Regions from separate parts of the Mus musculus genome. Here region 1 is linked to region 2. Evidence: chromatin loops called from intact Hi-C (ENCODE). Cell type or tissue: left cerebral cortex. All regions are shown on one strand.

Region 1 (2,500 bases), 100 kb before region 2:
TTCTTGTCCGTCCATGCAGGGCCCCCATGAAGCACCAAGTCCTACTGTTGAGTCTTCCCCTCCGTTCCTACAAAGGACACCAATGTCTGTGCTATCCTCAAATCTTACTCCAAAACCTCTTTGCATAGCTTTCTCCCACTTCAAAATGGCTCCCAATCTAGTCACATTATATTTGGGGCTTCCAAGGGTCTGTTATATCATCACCCTTTGTGTCCCCTCTCTCCCCCACAACTTCCCAGTAACCACCTTCTTCCAGTATCTGCCAGCTCACCTTGCTTCTGAGTCACGCCACGCCCGTATCTGCTATGTTGTCCACTTTTTTTTTTGGGGGGGGGGGTCAAGACAGGGTTTCTCTGTGTAGCCCTGGCTGTCCTAGAACTCACTTTGTAGAGCAGGCTGGCCTCAAACTCAGAAATCCACCTGCTTCCGCCTCCCAAGTGCTGGTATTAAAGGCATGTGCCACCACTGCCCGGCACATTGTCCACCTATTTTTTCACTTGGCAATGCCTCTAACTGTCCCGGCTTAGTCACACAACCTTCAGAGTCAAGCTCTTCCTGAGTGACTATGAAATGTTGCCCCGACTTGCATAGCCAGCAGGGGGCTCTCACAGGACATTCATCCACATGGCTTGCAGTGGAGACCAAGTAACAGCCATTCTCAAATCCTACCGCCTCCATCCTAACATGTGACTAATGCTGGAACAGGCTCAAGCTTTGGATTCTCTTGAATAGACTCACCTGTGATTGTATAAAGGGCAGTGATTGCTAGCAGGATGAAAATGGCCAAGTATATATCCAGGCCCAAGGCTAGATTGATGAATATAGCCCCGGAGAAGATGTCTGCCTGCAAGGAGAGAAGAGAGGCAGAAGTGAGAGAGGCTATCTGGACACAGGGGTATTCCTGGGTTTTCAAGCAAGCTTTATTCATAATAGTACATTAATAGTATTAATAGTATATTAAGCTTTATTCATAATAATAGTTAGCACATTACAAGAAGGATTCTGTGGTCATAATTTTTAAAAAATCTATGAAATGCTAGATTAAGCAAATTGAAAGTGGCCACATGCCACACGACGTCCCTTAATCTTTAGTACCATACACTGTGAGTCCCTCACTGAGGATCATGGGACAAGATGCTCCACAAACATTTAACTATGAAAGAGTCTGTCAGCATCCCACCCGTCAGCTGCTGCCCTTAGCCATGACTCCTAGCTTTTTCGCATCCGTGTGCACAGGTCTGCCCACAAAAACAAGTCTTAATGCTTCAGATCTGCAAGTGGGAAACCTAGCCCCACTCACCAGCTTCTTCAGCAGAATTTTAATTTTACCTGCCTGGCCCAAAAAGACTTCATCCGGAACACCAAGGGCCTCTCACAAGCTTCTAGTGATTCGGCTTACACTGTCTGGAGTAATTTTCAGGGGGGGCTTGTTCCCTCATACTGTCGAATCCACTGTGTTCTTTATACAATTCTTCCAATCTCTACCTCTAATTAAGCTACATGGCTGGGTGATGTGCAGTTTCTAATTTAAAACAGCAGAGGGTGCCAAAATGTTGTGCTACCAGGAAGAGGCGACTTGGTAAATCTTTTCAGATTTGGCAGAGAGAAATTAGACTTCTTCATGGAATGTATGAGGTTTTATTTTATTGCATAATATCTAATAAATTTTAGAAATCTGCAAAATAATCCAATCAGACTCCTTGGGAAGGGACCAACAAAGGGGTTGGACTCTTACACACACACACACACACACACACACACACACACACAGTTTTCATGAGCCTCTTCCTCACTCTATTGCAGTTGCTTAGAGCCCTGCAGTGCTTAGGTCCCCTCCCACATCCTTCCGCCCTTTGCTATGGTTTCAGTGTGTCATAAAGTTGAGAATTTAATGCCTAAATCCACATACTGATGTTATTCGTGCATGCTCGCAGGTGCAGATGCTTAAGTGTTGCCTAATAGAAAACTTAATTTTATGATATGCTGCTTGTATCCAGCACAGATAAAGGAAACTTTTGTGCTTAATCGAAACAGAAAGAAAGGAAGAGAGGGAGGGAGGGAGGGAGGAGAGAGAAGGAAAGGAAGAGAGAGAGAGAGAGTACAAACTCTTCCTCTCATGAATTCTATCCTGGGGACCCCAAAATTCCTACTAAGGATACCATAACTAAGTGACTATAGCTGACCCCAGCTGAGTAAACCTGTTTTATTTCGAAGGCTCAGGTGTTGGTTTTTAGCCCCTACTATCCGCCTCAATTGTCAGTGTTTTCCTGGGGGTGTTTTTCTTCCTTTCTAGGGAATTTTACAGTTTACCAAGACTAACACAGCACGCATTATTTTGATATTCAAAAAGGTATTGGTGTTTGCTCCTTTCTGCCTATACTTTGGGGATTGCAGTCAGACAATGAAATTCTCAAGACATGTTGAACAGCACAAACTTCTCTCATTGGAAAGAGATTGGGAATTAATACGTAAAGTACAAGCTGCCAAGGAAAGCTCAAAG
Region 2 (2,500 bases):
CAAGCAAACCACAGGCCAAGCAAACCACAGGCCAAGCAAACCACAGGCCAAGCAAACCACAGACCAAGCAAACAGATCAAGCAAACCACAGGCCAAGCAAGCCCTTTCCTCTCTAAGTCACCTTGGCCAAGCCACTTTTATCACAGCAATAGAAACGTAACTAAGACACAACCAAAGAAAAATATAGGTCAATTAGACTCTAAAAAGAGAAATAATTTTAGAAACTTTCATGGGATGGGGTACAGTGCTTACCTGGAATGTACAAAACCCTGGGCTTAATCTCCAGTACTATAAAAATAAAATAATAATAATAAATAATAATAATAATTTAGTTAATTAAACAAATAAATAATAAAGTTTCCCACTTTGAAGGATGCGATCATCGACAGTGAAGAGTTGAGTGTTTACCATATATAGCCTCTCTGCTTTGATGCTCCTGGAGCCTCTCTAAGACCTCAGTCTTAGAGACCATGCAGACTTAGCTGAGTTCTCCTGGGTCTCCTCGTAGCTCTTTGAGAAGATATATCTTTTTTATTGTTGTTGTTTTGTTTTGTTTTTTGAGACAGGGTTTCCCTGTGTAGCCCTGGCTGTCCTGGAACCCACTCTGTAGGCCAGGCTGGCCTCGAACTCAGAAATCCACCTGCCTCTGCCTCCCAAGTGCTGGGATTAAAGGTGTGCACCACCACTGCCCGGCTGAGAAGATGTATTTTGAGGATAGCACCATAAGTCACCAAAAGGAGCAAGCAGGGTTCTCAGTGGAGGCCTAATAATAAAGTGACTTCAACCCTGACCCTGTATGGTGGCACATGATTTTAAACCCAGCACTCTGGGGACTGAAGCAGGGGTATCTCTGACTTAGAGGCCAACCTGGTCTACATAGTGAACTCCAGGACAGCCAGGGATATGTAGAGAGACCTGTTTTTAAAAAATAAAAAAATAAATTAAATAAAATAAAAAGCGAATTCAGCCATCCCCCCCCCCTCCCCCAGTCACCACCCGGCTCTTTTTCCCTAATGATAACTTTCCTGGCAGCCAGAAATACTCCTGGGCATTTTGAACAAGGTGTTTAGAATGTTAATGGATGAAAATGGGGTACAGTCACATTTATTTCCCATAAATTAACCTTGATGAACTTTATTGCCCTGTTTACCTTGACTACCACCTGTTGTTTGGCACCGGCTCAGCCCAGGGGGTGGAACTGTTCCCCTGGCAGGAGGATGTTAGCCAGAGGTGGTTAGAGGATGAGAAAGCCCAGCAGGTCGACGCTGTCACCCCTCCTTGGAACCCTTCCTACCTCTTTCTCAATTTCACCTGTGTCAGCCGAGGGCTGCGGAATCCAGGGAGTGTATCACAGCAGCGCTCTGACAAGGTCGCCTAAAGTAAAGCCCAGAAGAGATCGTTTTTTTTTCTTTAACGGGCCTTCTTTTTCCTGACCGCTACTGCCCCCTGGTGCTCAGACCTTTACACTCCACCAGCCCTGACGCGAACATGACAGAATTTTAAAACAAGCCACAGACGTCATTTTTAATTCTCTAAATCATATTTTCTTTGTGGTGCTGCAAGTCGAATCAGTACCTGCGTGTGCTAGGGTCTTCAGTATCTCGTCCGGAAGAAGCTCTCATCCGTAGGCATACGTTCTGGTCACACAACCTTGTTTTTACTTTTTTGAGATTCACCACTCTCTGTAATTGTCTGGGTTTACTAGAACGGAAACCACATGATAGATAGGGTTTCCCTCGTACAGTTGCTCTCTGGTTTTTCTTTTTCCTTTTTTTTTTTTTTTTTAATATTTATTTTATGTGAGTACCTATTCGCTATCTTTAGACACACCAGAAGAGGGCGTAGGATCCCATTACAAATGGTTGTGAGCCACCATGTGGTTTTGAGCCACCATGTGGTTACTGGGAATTGAACTCAGGACCTCTGGAAGAGCAGGCAGTGCTCTTAACCGCTGAGTCATCTCTCCAGCCCACTGGTTTTTCTTTTTCTTTTGTTGTTTGGTTTGGAGGTTTTGGATTTTTGATTTTTCAAGACAGGGTTTCTCTGTGTGGCCCCTGAACTGCCCTGAAACTGGCTCTGTAGACCAGGCTGACCTCATCTTCTGCTTCTGCCTCCAGAGTGCTGGGATTAAATGTATGTACCGGCAGTCTTCTAGCAACTAGAACTTTCTCTCCAAGGCTCATAGTAATATGCAAATGAGTTGTCACCTTCTGGGTCAGCCTACCCCAGCTGCTCTACAGTTGTTCTCTATTGTCTCAGCAACAGCTCACTTTGCTGCCCTCACAGCACAGACCACAGACTTGGCTCTGGCTGGTCCCACTCTTCTCCTGCAACCTTATTACTTCTTTTAGATTCTACACTCCATACAGGGGCATCGACTATGCACCACAGAGCCTGGCGTGCTGAGTATATACTTGTTGAATGAATATCCAACTGTTCCCAGTATTTCCTAGCCCTGCCCAAGGAAGTGATGTGCCCCTGTCCTCTCTCCTGTGATTTC

Evidence for each region. Hi-C counts contacts between places; a loop is a spot of excess contacts. Peaks named below come from ENCODE experiments on the same cell type or tissue, not always from the same donor. Only the 100,000 strongest peaks of a DNase experiment are listed, where the experiment ranks them.
Region 1: a loop joins it to region 2, with 6 times the contacts of the local background. A loop is called at or near these places in 38 of 42 quality-filtered maps.

What each region holds. Positions count from the first base shown.
Region 1 is chr5:33,142,307-33,144,806 of GRCm38, reverse strand. Slc5a1 (solute carrier family 5 (sodium/glucose cotransporter), member 1) reads right to left here. Exons shown (of 15, transcript NM_019810.4): 6 at 739-844. Among named protein-coding and RNA genes, the nearest start is that of Slc5a1, 39 kb to the right of the region's middle. In left cerebral cortex, CTCF peaks have their summits at 612 (motif pointing right) and 1,538 (motif pointing right); DNase peaks (open chromatin) are centred at 594 and 1,525.
Region 2 is chr5:33,038,540-33,041,039 of GRCm38, reverse strand. It overlaps Gm29892 (a long non-coding RNA gene), which reads right to left. Exons shown (of 4, transcript XR_868337.1): 3 at 1,576-1,701; 4 at 1,015-1,374. Gm40278 (a long non-coding RNA gene) reads right to left here and starts at 597. Exons shown (of 3, transcript XR_868338.2): 1 at 409-597; 2 at 253-288. In left cerebral cortex, a CTCF peak has its summit at 1,455 (motif pointing left); a DNase peak (open chromatin) is centred at 1,443; H3K4me3 peaks cover 596 bases.